2 separate regions of the Homo sapiens genome follow, and region 2 is linked to region 1. The links are chromatin loops, found by intact Hi-C in ENCODE. Cell type or tissue: Calu3. All regions are shown on one strand. Links, peaks and the distances in the headings refer to the core of each region. The heading gives the core; the rest is flanking DNA. Region 1 overlaps ARID5B (AT-rich interaction domain 5B). Region 2 overlaps CABCOCO1 (ciliary associated calcium binding coiled-coil 1).

Region 1 (8,000 bases), core at 1-8,000:
TCAAGCCAAAATTTAAATTTCAAATGAAATGAATAATCTTATTCCTATGTGTTATAACCATATGTATTCCTAGTTTCTTAGAAAACATACTGGGTTGGACACAGTGGCTCACACCTGTAATCCCAGCACTTTGGGAGGCCAAGGCGGGTGATCACTTGAGTTTAGGAGTCTGTGACCAGCCTGGCCAACATCGTGAAACCCCGTCTCTACTGAAAAAATACAAAAATTAGCTGGGCATGGTGGCGGGCACCTGTAATCCCAGCTACTTGGGAGGCTGAGGCAGGAGAATTGCTTGAACCCAGGAAGCAGACGTTACAGTGAGCCAAGATCGCACCACTGCACTCCAGCCTGGGCAATGCAGTGAGACCCTGTCTCAAAAAAAAAAAAAAAAAAAAAAAAAGAAAGTAAGTGAGAAGATATACTGGTAATAAGCTGTTCTAAAACTCTGAATATCTTGGATGCAGATTCTTGTACTCCATCAAAAGTCCTTTGGGTTGTCACATTATAACGGCATGAGGCAATCTCTTGAAGAGTCATGTGGGTACTTGGAGAGTATCTCCTCCAATGTTAATTGGGCTATGATAAAATTCTTTAACGAATGCATGGTTAACACAACAATATTGTCAGAGAGAAAATCCTTTGGAAAGTATCTTTACAAGTCTTTGATAAGTCTCGTATGTAATTAGTTTCCATGTTGAACTTAAGGATACTATAAAGGCCAAATTATTATTATTTTTTTTTGAGACAGAGTCTCACTCTGTTGCCCAGGCTGGGGTGCAGTGATGTGATCTCTGCTCACTACAACCTCCTCCTCCTGGGTTCAAGCAGTTCTCCTGCCTCAGCCTCCTGAGTAGCTCGGACTACAGGCGCATGCCACCATGCCCGGATAATTTTTATATTTTTAGTAGAGATGGGGCTTCACTATGTTGTCCAGGCTGATCTTGAACTCCTGACCTTGTGATCCACCCGCCTTGGCCTCCCAAAGTTTTGGGATTACAGGTGTGAGCCACTGCGCCTGGCCCAAATTCGTTTTAGTTAGAAGGTTGCTCTGTAATGATTCTTCATGATATTCATGAATAGTATAGTGCAACAATATATTATTTAAGAAACTTCTCAAGTTGCAGTGTTAAGAAAAATAGTAGACTTAGGCCAGCAATCCAAGCAACAAATACCTTCAAAAGACTCTTTAATATACATACAAAATTTAAATCTAGAAAGGAAGGAAGGATTGTCCCAGTAAGAAGGATGTCTTCCAATCCTAGTAAATTCATTAGCAGTGAAAAGTCTCTATGACAAGATGTCTGCATTTAGCATGCTTCTTACAGACATTTATATTGTTTTCTTCAACAAAAAGTGAGAATCCTTCCCATGTCCACATCTCAGGAAGCTGCCTGACATATCAAACTCAAAAGTGATCTGAAACAACCATTTGCAATACGAGGCCTCCAGAATCTCCAAGCAAAAACTACAGCTAATTTTTAACCAAGAGTATTTGAGATATCCTATACAACTGGCCACTTATGGCTCAGTTTATTTTGACAGAATTTTCAGGAGGATAAAAGTTTATAAAATATAAATATATATTAATATATAAATATATAAAATGTTTATGTTATATGGTATATATTACATACATTTATTATTTGAAATAAATATATATTAAAATAATAGTCATATATAATATGTATTTATATATATACATATAAACAAGCAAAAACCTAAAGGACTTTTATAATAGTTTTCTATCGAGGGAGACAGTAATGAGAGTAAACCCTGTTCTAAATTACTAGAATGTGTGTGTGATTAGGGAAATTCAAAAGGGACAAATAAGCTAACCTTGTACCACATGGCTCCCTATCATACAGAACCTGCTTCTGATAATAATAATGTACTAATAATACCACTTTAGACTTCAGTATCACAAATGTTTCCATAGATATTAACTAATTTGTTCTCAGGTGGTCTTCTCAAAAATCCAATGAGAAACAGCCAGGTACATATTATTGCCCATTTTAGACAAAACAAAGCTGAATGTATAAACAATATATCATTTAAGAAACTTCTCAAGTTGCAGTGTTATGGAAAATGGCAGAGTGAAACCAGCAATCCAAAGTAAAATATAAACAACAAATACCTTCCAAAGACTCTTTAATATACACATAAAATTTAAACCTACTTTGAGCCATTTGGTTGAACAGTTGTGTTCTTTTCATGTCACCTTAGAGCTGTATAATAATATTTCACTTTATCTCTGCAGCAATGAAGTGAGTACAGATATTTTATTTTACATTTGAAAATCTCATTGTATTTTATCTTTTTTTGTGGCTGAGAATTAAGAATTCATTGCTCTCATTAATAAAAGTTATTTCTCTTCACTGAAAAAAATAAAAAACAAAAAATATATACACATAAAATTTAAGTCTAGAAAGGAAGGAAGGATTGTTCCAATAAGAGGCATGTCTTCAAATCCTAATAAATTCATGAGAGCACTCAGGTAAAAAATCATACAGTGTCTTCCAGTGACTTTTCCAGTGGTGACAGATCTACATGTAGAGCCAAGATTCTCCTGACAGCCCACCCTCTGCTCTTTTAACCCCACCATGCTGTTGACTCCCAAAAAGTACAGTGAAAGTCCCAGCAACAGAAGAAAGGGGGAAGCTACTCTTTCTCAATTTGATGGGACAGATTTAGAAACAGAAATTGAACTGAGGGAACCCCCATCATTAAATTCAGCCAGACCCCCACACATAATCTTTGGGTCTTTTTTCTCAGTTTCAGCTCAGACTCCTCTATCTTTTCTTTCTTTTTCTAAAGACACATTTGGAGATGAAACCATTCATAACTGCCCATCCACAGACAGTTTGTGGCAGCATAATTGACAATGAGTCTGCTGCAAAAAAATGAAAATGCTGTTTTAATAACCTTGGCCTAAAATACATTCTGTTGTATGCCTCAAAGGGCTTCAATAAAAAGTCAACCTGTAGAGACATATTTTCTTGGCTTAAACAACAATCCAAAGCATATAAATGTAGTCCAACTATAATGACATATTTATAGGCCAATAAAGCTTACACTGCAGCTTTCATACTTCGCTTAAAGGAACTCTGTAAGAATCAGTGTTACATAAAATAATTTGATTTTTTTTTCAAACTATAGCCCAAGGAATAAAAAAATGCAAGTTTGCTATGTTTAACTGATAGTGTTTATATTCCTTACTTACTAAAAATTTTGTAAAATGAAATAATTCTTCATTTGACTACTTTCAACTGCCATACCAAATATGGGTATCAAGTCCACTTTATTATAAAAGCTAAGTACTGTAATTCTAAAGACAAAAATAAATAACTAGAGGCTTGTGTGGTGAATGATTTAATCAACCCAATTCTTCTGGAAAAACAGGTTCTTGTGTTCATTATGCTTATGAATAATACATTCCTTAACCCTCCTATTTTAACATAGTTATTTTTCTTTTTTTTTTATAAACTTCAGTATGAAACAGTCTGAAAGAAGGTAAAATATCTCACTGAGTAAAGTCATAATTTGCATTGGTTTCATATTGAACTTTCTTTCTTTGAAAAGGACAAAGAGGAGGGAAGAGAATGAATGCACTTTACCACATTTCAGAAGTGTTTTTTAAGATTATTAGTTTTTCCACTATCCAGATCTGTAGTTTTAGTCATCAACCATTAAGAGTCTTAAATGAAAACTCTAGAGAGTTTTAAAAAGCAGAAAGATGACATCCTCAAATATTGTCTAAATGTGCTCCCTCAAGGGGGAAGGGGATAAAAAAAAAATGAAAGAGTTGTGATTTGAATCAGAGCATTTATTGGAAGCTGCCATGTGGGGCAGAGTTTCTCTTTGTGGAGTATTAATTTGTTGGCAGACACACATTTGTGAGAACATTCTTGTTTTTTTTTTTTACTATTCAGAGAGAGACAGGAAGTGACACAAACTGGAATTAAAGCGAACTTATTCTACCTAAACACTAAGCAAGAAAAGTGCTTTAATGAGCTTTTATATTTTAAAATCCCTTCTCTAAGAACCAATCTAATTATTTTGTTATTATTCATGTTTCAACATTATGAAATAACTCAGTTAAAAAACGATAACATGTTGGAGTTTTACTTTATCCATAGAAAGGTGAGATCTTTCCGTTCTTTGCTTACTTCCACCAGAAAAAAAGGGGGGGGGCCTCAAATAATCTCACAGTTCATCTTCTTTCTTTGGTAAGAACAATGAGGAGTTGGAAGGGTTCTACAGAAGGAAAAACCTAATAAGTGTGTGAATTTCCATTAACAATGTGGTATTGGAGGTGGTTTCAGTGTGACCAACAGAAAAGGAGATAAGAAAACCACTGCGGAGAAAGAAAAGTACAGACAACAAATATTTTGATGTTATAGAAGAGGCTGAAGAGAAAGTTGTGGGGACAGGAATGTGTACAGAAAATGACACCCCCTATCTCCTCAATATAAATCCTGACAATGTAGACTTACAAACCTTAGATTAGGCAGATAATGGAAACTCATTACATTAAGGAAAGTTTTTGTTTCTCTTTCCACATTATTACAACACAGTGTGCATTCCAATTACAAAAGCTATTTGTCTCAAATTCCCCACAGTTCATAGCAACTGAGTAGAATTTCAAGGCCCTAAATTCTATCCTTAAAGGGGTATTTTACATTAAAAATTTTTTAAGTACATGGTGTTTCTTGTGCCCCAGGAGAGAGCCTCCCAATCAACTCTCCTGTTGATCATTTTCCCTTCTTCAGCACTAATCATAAAGCTGTCTCCAAAATGAGACCAAAACAAACAAACAAAATCAGACTCAACCTAAAAGCCTTTTTTGTTTTGTTTTGTTTTGTTTTTGAGACAGAGCCTCGCTGTTGTCGCCCAGGCTGGAGTGCAAAGGTGTGATGATTTCGGCTCACTGCAACCTCTGCCTCCCAGGTTCCAGCAATTCTCTTGCCTCAGCCTCCCAAGTAGCTGAGATTACAGGCCCCTGCCACCACACGTGACTAATTTTTCTATTTTTAGTAGAGATGGGGTTTCACCATGTTGGCCAGGCTGGTCTTGAACTCCTGACCTCAGGTGATCCACCTGCCTCGGCCTCCCAAAGTGCTGGGATTACAGGCGTGAGCCACCGCACCCGGCCAGGAACCTTTTTATCAATACACATTCATTGGCCTTTCCTTACTCCTACTGAATGAAGAATCTAGAAAAGCTGGTCTCAGTAATCAGTATTGTTTTTTAAATTTCTTTCTTGAGTCTAATAAGCAACTAAATTTAAAAACCACTCATCTAGATTTTCCAGGCCAAACCACCTGCAAGTACTGTGAATATTCACTATAAACCAATTTCTTCTGGAATCAACTGCAAAAAGGTAGAATATGGACCTTCTTTTTTTTTAGAATCCAAGAGGATCAACCTTTTATTTCTTTGGGTGGAATTAAGAAATTAGACTTATTTTCCTGTTCATTAATAAATTATCCATTTTAAACACAATTTTAAACATAAACCTTGCTATAAATACTCTTGTTTATATGTGTGACATCAAGCTTAACCATCTACACATCCTTTTGTCCCCTGTGGGTTTCCTGTTTAATTTTTTATTAGTAACAGTATATTCCATAACACACACACACAAAATTAAACAAACAAAAGAAAGGTTTTAATGTTAAGGAAAACATAAGACAATGGTAATACAACTTAGATCATACATTAGGAAAGTAACACAACAGATGTATTATTCAGCATTACCGCAAGTCATAAGACTAGTTATTGTGTGTTCACAAAACTGGGGGGTGTAACAGTATATATAGGAAGATTATCAAAAAACTCTTTGGCTTTAGAAGGAAAACCACTAGTCTAATAATTGTCTCTAAATGTGCAGGTGACAATCAGGCTGCCATATCTAAAATGTTACTGTCTGACATCAACCAAAAGATGCCAGGAAACCGTTGATAGTTAAACTCAAACTGCAAGAAAATATTAATGCTATTCCCAAAACACAGCACAGCTCATCACAAACCAGGGTCACATGAAAGCCACAGTCAGTTACTGGTGTTATTCAGTCTCTTTATGCCAATTAAAATAAATTGCCTAGGTTTGTTGTAATAGTTAAGTTCTGGGTTTAAAAAAAAAAAAACCAGGAAGTTGTCACATTAAGGCGTAAAATAGGACTGCAAAAATCAGCATTGTGCGCAAATGAAAGAAAAAGATGCCTTAATATGTTAAAGTGCAGTTCCTCTTTGCCTAAAGAGGAAATAACTAGTCTAAATCAGAGGACAACAATTTTCGTCTTGGGCAATGCTAGGAGAATAAATCAGTGAATGACACGGGAATACAAACAGAAGAAAAAAAAAAAGCAATGAAAGGACACAAAATGTCACTGGAGAAGAAAGTGTTAAGAAAAAGCAATAGAACTAATTATGAAGCCCCTCCTTTATGCCAGTCAATGTGCTCTACCCCTTCTATCTCACATCTCACAATAACCCTGTAAAGTTCCCCTATTTTTTAGATGGGGAAACTGAGGCTTAGAAGTTAAATTATTTGCCTAAGGCCATACAGCTAAGAAGCAGCAGAGTTAGTATGTAAACACCAATCAGCACAACTACTCCAAAGCCCAAGTTCTCCTTTAAACTTACAGTGGAAGAGGGAAGCAAAAAAAAAAAAAAAAAAAAAAAAAAAAAAAAAAAATATATATATATATATATATATATATATATATATATATATATAGTTGATGGTACCACTGAACACTAAAAGATCAAGCAAACCTATGCCATTGGTTGCCAACCAGTGGATCCCCTGGCTTGACATTGTTCTCTTGCTCCACATTGAGGAACTCATCCCTTTTCCTCAGTTTGTTTTCCACTCAATGTAAAACATGAAATTGGGACATGGTGTTAATAGATGTCATACTACATACTTATAGCAAGTATTTAAACTCTTCATTAATTCAATTTTAGGTGCTCTAATTAAATTGTATGCCTTGACATCACACTGAAAATTGTTTAGAACCACTGTATCACCCCAGCACAAGGGTCCATACATAAAAGGTCCTTTGATCCAACAGGTAACACTCATCCCTTACCCATCCAGTCATCTCTCCATCCATATTCTTAGGACCCTTTGAGGTTAAAGAAATTTGAAATACATTTATATATAAATGATAGTGTTTCCAGAAAAATCTTCAACCGAAAAGTTACTATATACGCCCACACATTAGATTTAAAATTACAAGTCATATTTACCCAGGTCTGCCTTCTCCTTGAGAACGTCTTTGAAGTTGAGTCCACTGTTTAGGGTTGACTGCCTGTACTTCAGCAGAGCTTCCTTCTGTCCATTCCTTCCCAAGGCCTCAGTTTTCACTGGTCCAGCGTGGAAGCCACATCTCCACTTGGAGAAATCAGAATGTACCCACTTGACCAGGTCTTCAAGCTTCACAATCACCTTTTCGGAAACAGCAATGACTTCATCCTACAAGAGGTGGTTGGGGAAGAACAAAAAACGTTATTTATAGGTTTGAGGGAAATGATCCACTCTCCACAAGGCCCATCTGAAATGCCATGTGAGTGGTTTAACCTAATGCAAGGAGACTGTGTGCATTCTGGTGACACAGAATCTTTAGTAACTCACTTCATTTCAATGGTTTTTCACTGCTAGTTGTTTAGTTAAGGAATAATTTTTATGTTTGTTATACAATTAGAAAGTATCCAAAAATAGGACAGTAATTCTAATAAGCCATTTTTAATGTTGGTTGCCCAAGTTCACACTCTACCTAGCTGACCACTTGGGTGAAAGCTAGTTTTTAGGTGTAATTAATTGCAAATGTAAAAAGTGAAAGCTAGATGACTAATGGTGAGCCTGTCTCTACATAAATGGTCTAAGTAAATCTAGGATTCTTGGAACTCTGACTCACCCCCAAATTCCTATGTTTATGGTACATTTTCCCTTGGCTTATACACAAATATTGAATTTAACTTTTGTCCTAAAAATTA
Region 2 (8,789 bases), core at 790-8,789, 180 kb after region 1:
GTATACAAAATGTTCTCATTACACTTGGTGCAATAAATTCAGAGGCTGTTATGGGATGGGAGATAGCAAAATTGGGACCAATACTTTTCTAATTACTTAGGAAAATAAAAAGTGGGGCTTGGTTTTCCTTTCACAACTAAGTGATGGAGACACGACGCTCCAGAGAGTCTGTTATTCTGGCTGGTTTTGTTTGTTTCTGTGAAGTTTAGCATCACTCTCCTTGTACCAAGTCCTTAGGCCTTTTTCAATTTTTCTATTCGTGCATTAAAGGCCTCTTCCTGTATTTGCAGTTTTTCGTTTATCTCGGTCTGTGAAGACAATCATAAAAAACGTGGTTATGATGGAGCTATCTTTTGCTGCACATTGTCTTTGTGGTTTTGACATACTATAGTGCCTAAAGACAGATATTATCCCTCACACACCTTCCTGTTTTGCAGACATAGCTGTGTTTCAGCCTGTAGTGATGTGATAACACTTTATCATATTTCTCTGCACATTTCCAATGTATAGCATGTCTGCTATGAACAGGAAGTGGTATTTGGACAGCCATTTTTCACAAAGCCTTGTGTTGGAAGATAGGATAATTTATCTGTATTTTCAGACAGACTTTACCAATAAGCACTGAATCAGAATAACTGCTTTGGGCTCAGTTATTGCAGTGCTGTGGGTCCCTCCACCATCTGCAATGGATGTCTGTGTCTCCCGTGTAATACATTCTAAATGAGATCCCAGGAAGCTTCTGTTGTGAAATAACAACACAAATAACCTTACAATTAGAACAACTCCCATAATTAAGAGTATTCATCATACATTAGAACTCTTGGAATGATGCCACTTTCTGATATATTTTTGGTAAAAAAAGTAAGCAATTGCTCTCAGGTTTTGTGATTGCCGAGGTGGTGATAGCATTTTGCCTCTGGCAGCGATCTTCTGTGGACTCACATTGCTACCTGCACAATTCCATAAATACGTTCACATTAACTGAACATTAGTAGCCCTGGAAATGTCTTCCCTTTTTCACAAGGGATAATAAAATTACATACAGAAAAAGCAGTGGTGGTTGACGTGGCAAAATTGATGTTTTTGTTGTTGTTTAGGTGATTTTTAAAATGTCTACCGCTGTATAAGGAGTAGCTTATACACATATGTGTTAATAAATTCAAAGTTTGGATTTCTAATAGCTATAACATTATTTGAGGGCTTCAGGGTAACTGTACTTTGCAAACCTTTTATTATTTTAATTTAGATAGAAGACATTTAAAAAAATCAAATACTGTTTTAAGCCCAGATATAATTTTTCATATTTATTTACAAGAGTGTAACTATAACAGATAGTTGTGACATGTCCATGCTGCCTTATCTGATGAGATTTGATTTCACCTCACAGTAAGATTTGATATTTCTGGAAAGATCGTATGTGTGCCAACAATTCTGGGTTCAGAACTCACATAAGTATCAGTCTTTTCTGGTTCAAGCTTTAGTAAACCTTGGGATCAAGCTCCGGCCTCTGGTTTCTTATCTTTTCCTTTCTTGGTGGTTGGGTGGAGGAGGCAAGGAGGGATGGAGCGGTCCTCCAGGTCACAGAGGAACTCTTCCTTTAGGATGCACTGACTCTAAAGAAATCATCATCTATGCATGATTTTAGGTAGGGTCGAAAGAAGCACTGATCTTGGACTGGGAAGATCTAGGTACTAGTTCAGCTACGTCACCTTAGGTAAGTCATTTCACCACCTGGATTTTAGCTCTTACCTTAAAAATTAAGTAGGGGAATAGGATTATGTTAATATCAAACTTTAGTTTTTGAATTCATAATTCCAACTTCCAATTTTGTGATATACTTCACCAATGTTATCTTTCATTGTTATGATGTCATGAAATACTTAAAAATCTGTTACTCCTGCCTTATTAAAATAAATTTATGGGATACAACATATTGGACCACATAGGGATTAAAATGGTTTGAAATAATTTTACCACAATTTCAAAGGATTGGGAAGAATTGCGCCACTCAAACAATCGATTCTTCCCACTTTCAATTAATGTCCCTCTATGCCCACCAGTAATCTCATTTCTTTTCAGCTAAGGATTGATGTGCTTATCATCTACCAGTTTCTGTTTCACTACCACATAGGGATTTTACATTCACTTGGAGGCCTTTCTGGTATTTTACCGAGACAGAATTTATCAAAACAAGTGTAGGCCTTGGGAAAAGGTTCATGAAGGGGCAGCTAAGAGAGTGGCATACTGACAGAGGTGAGTAATGTCTCAGATCTCCAGACCTTAGGCTTAGTACTTTAGTTCAGTCACAACCAGCAGAGTTTGGATCTAAAGGCTCCACGTCTAGTCAATAACAGGCTGTCATTAGCCGTGTTTCCTTGTCATTCTTCAGAACTTTGCTGAACAGACAAGCAATCCTGCAAATACTATGGTTGGGTCTGGTTCTTTTTTTTTTTTTTAAGGAAAAAAAATATGTTCAGTAGTCTCTCATTGACCACTTCTTTGAGATGATTTCATGCTCAGCTTTTCTAACCTGGAAAATTCAAGTTGACCTAAAAACATCTAGGGTCCCAAGATGGCAAACTTCCCTCAAAGTTTTTATATTATATTACCCTATTGCTTCCACAGGGCCAACAGCCAACATGTAATGTAAGAATTTAGTGTTAGCATTCATATTTCTCTGAAATGTAATTCTTTAAATATATTTAAGTTTGCTCCCTTGGGTATAATTTTTATTACACAACTCAGGGCCAAAATAATTTCATTTTGAATGTATCTTTAAAATTAAAATACCTAAACTATACAGGCTTAAAATGTTTGCTCTATTCAGTATAATTTTAATTAACATCTCAGGGCCAAGATAACTTCATTCTTAATAAATCTCTAAAACCATAAAGTGAGTCAATGGGAAAATAAGTGAATTAACATAAAAAACTTATGGATTCATACTACATTTTCAGAAATTTCTGTATTAGAGAAGGTAAAATATGCCTGAAACCACATAGAAAAGGAATTTTGAAAACAACTGTACTTAAAACATGAATTATTTACTGCCTTTTTTTTGCAAAAATTGTAATAACAGTATGACTTTTAAACAAAGTAGGAGAAAAAAATCTGTGAGAAAATTTAAAACATCTTACGAGTAGTGATTCATTAAATATTCCTACAGCAGGTCGGTGTGTTCAAATAGCATATATACACTGACCACTGACACATAGCTACCTTTGAAAAGGGATATGGCAGTTCTTAGAGCCAGGAACACTGGAAGGCAGGTTTTAGAAGTGGAAAATAACCTACACATCTAAAATAGGAGGAGGAATTTAGGTAAGCAGAGAGTAATTACCCAACTTGGAATTTGACCAAGACACAAGGGTAAACGTGGAAAAAGTGCCACACCACGGGAGTATTAAAATCCAGAGTAGTCTGGTTGTGATATTAGAAGTTATGTGGTTTTTGTGGATAACGCTGGAATTAGAACTAGAACCCAGGTCACAGCTCCCATTCAGGGTCTTTTATCAGTTGTCAACCCTGGGAACTCTGGACAAATAACTTAAGTCTTTCTGTGTCCCATTTTTCAATTTATCAGGGGAAGTGCCTGCCTAACTCACATGGAGTTTACTAGGATTACTGATAGAAAATACATAAAGGGGTTTGCCATCTTGAGCCATTGTATAAATCCACATCATCATGCTATTTCATTGAAAAATTGGCAGTAATTTGGCCCAGGCTGATGTCTACAAATCCACTTACTATGGAAATGATTGTGGCACCTAGCGGTTCTGCATCCCTGTCCTCTGGTCCACATCCTCTCCATGCCTAATTACATTTAGGTGAGCAAGCTATTGAACTTCCAGGATGGCTTCAGGCCAATGGGAAGATAACATACAGACACATAGCTATCATATAGAATAGGGGTATAAATGCTGCAGACTGTAATATTTAAAATAATTTCAATGAATAGTTAAAACATACTGTTCACTGCATGGAACACAGCTTTGGTAAAGACGTTTTCAATTTTTTGGGCCTGCAAACAATTCAGTTACTGTCTGGTAGTTCCTCGGCAATAATTTCAGAGCTGTAGGATTGCAAAGGAGCCCAGAGCCATGATTATACATAAACTATATTTAGATGAAATGTTATCAGATCTAAAAAGGAGATATGTTCTGAACTCAGCTTAATTCAACTGCTCTCTGCCCTTCTACACAATAACCAGTTATTACATTCATGGAGTTGTTAACAATAAAGCTTTGTGTAAAACGTGTTCTTCCACTATTTCTGGTAAACACTAAACACCCCTTATTAAGCTGAGGACTTTGGCTGAGTCTGTTGGCACCAAATCATTAAATGTTCGTGTAAATAGTGCAATAACATTTGATGATTAAACAAGTAACAAGGTATGCTTATGCCAAGCTAATCTTTTGCTCTTTTTAAATTAGTTGTTAATACAGTGGGCTTTTAATATATGGTCTCATGTTCAGATGACAACTAAATCTTCTCCTGAGATGCATTAATATTTTAAATATGCACTAGGTTGCCCTCCTGATTTATAGCCATTTCTAAATAAATTGCAAATGTACTCAAAATATACATTTTACTTATTTAATCATTTGGCCTGAAAAATTATGTGAATTCCTGTAAGTCTTTGAGTTGAGGTAGAAATGGCTGTTTGTTTTTTGAACAGAATGAGATGAGAAAGAATTAAGCATAAACCTAAGCCAGTTAATAAATCATTGGCAGCTGCTATTCATACGGCTGCTGCCATCACCATGTTCATGTAATTATTGGTGTAAACTGCTTAGCCATTACTGATAGGTCAAAAGGAACAAACTGTCTGAGAGGCAGTTCAAAGATCTGAAAGCCTGTTAGAAATTTGGTGAGAAGACTTAGCTGAGGATTAAGGTTTGATCTTCAGTGTTTACCATTCAGAAATGCATTCCAATTCCTTTTGCATAAGCAACATTTACAGTTTGACAAGATATGAAGCCTTTACCATGTTATTTTTTGGGTTTTGTTGTTGATTTTTTTAACTGATAACATGCACCACACTAGATGCTGTTGGAAAATCTATTTTGTGATCTTACTGAATCTCTGATGACTCAACTGAGAATTATGTGAAGCTGTTAAATTGAACTTCGTCATAAGCATCGCTCATGCTGGCAGTGTGGGGAGTGTTTATAGACATTAAAGTTAAGGTTGGCTAATTAACCAGTAATAAAGTAAGTGAGCATACTATCAATACTGAGTACCTGAATGCCGATTAAAATGTCATCTGTGACTTGATCCAGCACTGATTTTACATCTTCAATGGTAAAACCAACTAAAGGATCCATGTCTGAGGTGTCAGTTTCTGGCTGAGACTCCTCAGGGCCTTGTTCTTGATCCAACCTCTAGAATATTGAAAGTAAATAGCACTCGGGTGATTTCTAGAGCATTCGGTGATTTATATGGAACCTAAAACTTCTTGTTTTAAATATATTTTATTTTACTTTAAGTTCCAGGATACAAGTGCAAAGTGTGTAGGTTTGTTACATAGGTATACGTGTGCCATGGTGGTTTTCTGCACCTATCAACCTGTCATCTAGGTTTTAAGGCCCGCATGCATTAGCTATTTGTCCTGATGTTCTCCCTTCCCTTCCTTGCCCACCCTCCAAATGGCCCAGATGTGTGTTGTTCTCCTCCCTGTGTCCATGTGTTCTCATTGGAACCTCAAATTTCTATTGGATACTTTTCTAGCAGAAACAATGTCAATCTGGGGGGAGATTTTGATATGATGTTACTCTGTATTTATATTCCTGTTCATGAGGGTTATGACAGATCAACTCATGGTACCAATGTGGTGCCCAGGGGAAAGTGAAGGTGGAGATTAGGAAGGGTAGGGTGGAAAAGATTAAAATTGCTGAACTACCATCAGCGGACTCATCTTTGAATCAACACTTAGAGAAATATTTGTATTTGGTTGGGAAAAATCAGAGGCAAAGAAAATGAAGAAAACATTTAGTTCGTTTCCTCCCACCCCAAGAGAATATAATGATGAGGTAGGGTGAATGGAAAGACAAAAAGAAATATACCTTCATTTCCGTATCCAATATTGTGGGGGGCTCTATGAATGTTGAATAAATATCAAATGAGATTCCTTCTTCCAGAGGATTTGGGAAAGGGCCACATGCAGACTTGACAACCTCTATCACTTGCTGATGGGAAGAAAAAAGTTGAATTATGACAGAGCCTTTGGTGAGCAACCACAGTTTCGGTCAGTTCCGTTATATATGTACCATAGTTCCAAGTCTGTTATCTTTCAAGTGCCACCTCCTTTGAATTTTTGATGCCATTGCCCTTTTTGTCCTCTAGTGCTTTTTGAGCTCCATTTCTCAAAATTAACACTTTGTTTTCCCACTGTCTCATTTCCTTTCGATACTCTGTGGTTTAGGATTTCATGTAGTATCTCCTCGTTCTTAACTGTTTTGTGCTTCAGTATCCCCCTTCTCCTGACTACAAGCCCTCTGTAGGTGGAGAACCAAGTTTTAGATGCTCTGTGTATCTTCTCTAGTTCTGGCAGAGGATTAGGTGTTTAATACACTTAATGTCATCCTGATGGGGACTGCTATTACTCAGCAGAATGTAGCTGCTGAAGTGGCCATCAAGAACTTGGTGATGAAGACAATAAGGGCTGCAAAGATTAATATATGAAGCCAGTAGATCAGGAAGGAGATTTGTCAAAAACACACAGGGCAAGGCAAGACTTCACTATGAGTATTTAACAATTCTTTAGCAACAGCGTGCCACTCAGAAGGAGGCTGACGGTTGGTTAACACTGGAAATGAAGGAAAAGGAGAGTCAAGGAAGCCAACTTTGGCAGTGCTCATCTCACTCTGACTTGGGGGAGGGAAAGGGGAGATGAGGGTATTAATAACATTAAACATTTGATTCATTTAATTAGTTGTTCTAATTCCATGTTTAATAAGCAACATTTGATTTTAATTTCAATTCCCATCCCAATTGATCTGTAGAGACGTGCCCACTTGAGGGTTCTCGTTTTCATGCCTACTACATGCCTCATTGTAAACTGGTAAATTGTTTTGCTTTATAGGAGCTTGTTATTGTGGCCCAGGGATGAAGCCACCCACAGTATGCTGACAAAGTCAGGCCCTGAGATTAGAGCTTCAAACATAAGTTTGAAGACAAAATTTTGAAAATGCATAAATTCACGAAATAATTATCATCCTGTGAAGCCTGAAAAAAAACCCAATGAAATAATAATGCATTCATTTTTAATGTCTCTACAATATTTCAAATAAATATGTTACATGTCATCATTTAAATATTAATGTTTTTGATTTAGATAAGTTTTGAAATGCGCTGGAAGCTAAGGTTTGTTTTTGGTCTTACAAATGCTTATGTGTTTTGCATTGAATTAATATTATTAATTTTAACTTGATTTTATACAAAGTTGTTGCTTAGTGTAAATATATAGAAGCCCCAACGTGTCCTAACTTTATAGGCAAAAAGATTTGGAAACCAAGAGGTTAAATGATTGGCCTAAGGTCAAATAATTACTTCTTGACAGGGCTGGGAATTAAACCCTGGTGTGCTGACTTCTTGTCCTTTGTGGTTTTCAGTAAACTGTAATACGTCATTAAGTTGCCATATTTGGAAATTATTGCTATTATCAAGCACTTAATTTTTATTCTGTTAGGTGACATCATTCCAGATTGTTTATCTTAAGTCAACTAAATGTTAATCAAAATAGAATATTGAGAAAACATATCAGAACAGTTCTTTTCTCTTATGCACTTCCACGAGCCATTGCATTTTTCCTAAATGGGGCAAACAAGAATTTCACCTTCCCACGAAATGATTTGTACCTTTTTTCAGCACTCTTGTTTTTCATCCTTCCTTTACCTTCTATTGCTCTTTATTTTACCAAGCTAGGAAAAGGAGACAGCTAAACATATTTTAGCGGCCTCTGAAACATTATAGGTAAAATAAATAAGCTGCACATGGGAATCAGAGACAAGGGAAGATGATGAGGTATTTACTTAGTGGTATAGACTTTAATATACACCAAGGAACAGGAAGTTTGGAGTGGGGGTGGTGGGGATGAGTGAGACGTTGAAAAGAAGAGAGAAAGGAATTGAATGGAGTCTACTGAATTTACTGCAGGCACTGAGATAATCTGCAAGGTAAAAGTGTTGTTTTTAATGCAGTAGAATTTTTTCTGGTCTACTGTCACCATATTTGTCTTGTTGCTAAGCTTGGCCATACACAGGCTAGGCCTTCCTGCTCACTTGCCCTCACCCCCTGTGGAAGTTCTCAATAGGTTGCCTCTCTAGCCTGGTAGTAGCAGATTCTACCACTGGCCCTTTTCTACTTGTACCCATTTCCCCATCACATTATACACTTAAATGTAAGCAGGTATTTGTGTCCAATTCTCTCATTTCTTTCCCTCACATCCCTGTCCTCTGGATTTCTTTATAAGGCTCATCTGAATGACTCACCAACTACCCAGTTTCCTGGTCTTTGGCACTGTGTGTGTGTGTGTGTGTGTGTGTCTGTGTGTGTGTGTGTACTGGGCACACACTTGGAAACTTGGAACTTCCCAGCTTCCACATCATCATTTCTTTGGTGGAGTGAAACTCCCAAGAACCTGAAGTTCTGACTGAGAGTTGAGCTTTTCTTTGCCTTGATTTTTATGAGTGTAGCCCATATAACTATTAATTTGATTTAATTGGTGCACAAAAACTGGGGGGTGAGAATTTCTTTTCTTCAGGGTGTTTTGCATACTATTAGTGAAC

The links. Hi-C counts contacts between places; a loop is a spot of excess contacts. Peaks named below come from ENCODE experiments on the same cell type or tissue, not always from the same donor. Only the 100,000 strongest peaks of a DNase experiment are listed, where the experiment ranks them.
Region 2: it touches region 1 in a loop (4-fold over the local background); 4 of 110 quality-filtered maps call a loop at or near these places.

Annotation. Positions count from the first base shown.
Region 1 is chr10:61,939,662-61,947,661 of GRCh38, reverse strand. It overlaps ARID5B (AT-rich interaction domain 5B), which reads right to left. Exons shown (of 10, transcript NM_032199.3): 3 at 7,254-7,479. Among named protein-coding and RNA genes, the nearest start is that of ARID5B, 42 kb to the right of the region's middle. RefSeq lists an enhancer at 7,404-7,533. In Calu3, for the core only: no CTCF peak of the experiment used is centred there; a DNase peak (open chromatin) is centred at 3,861.
Region 2 is chr10:61,757,458-61,766,246 of GRCh38, reverse strand. CABCOCO1 (ciliary associated calcium binding coiled-coil 1) reads right to left here. Exons shown (of 8, transcript NM_001366906.2): 6 at 6,066-6,188; 7 at 5,244-5,384; 8 at 1-308. The coding sequence ends at 234. Among named protein-coding and RNA genes, the nearest start is that of CABCOCO1, 99 kb to the right of the region's middle. In Calu3, for the core only: no CTCF peak of the experiment used is centred there; DNase peaks (open chromatin) are centred at 4,310 and 8,536.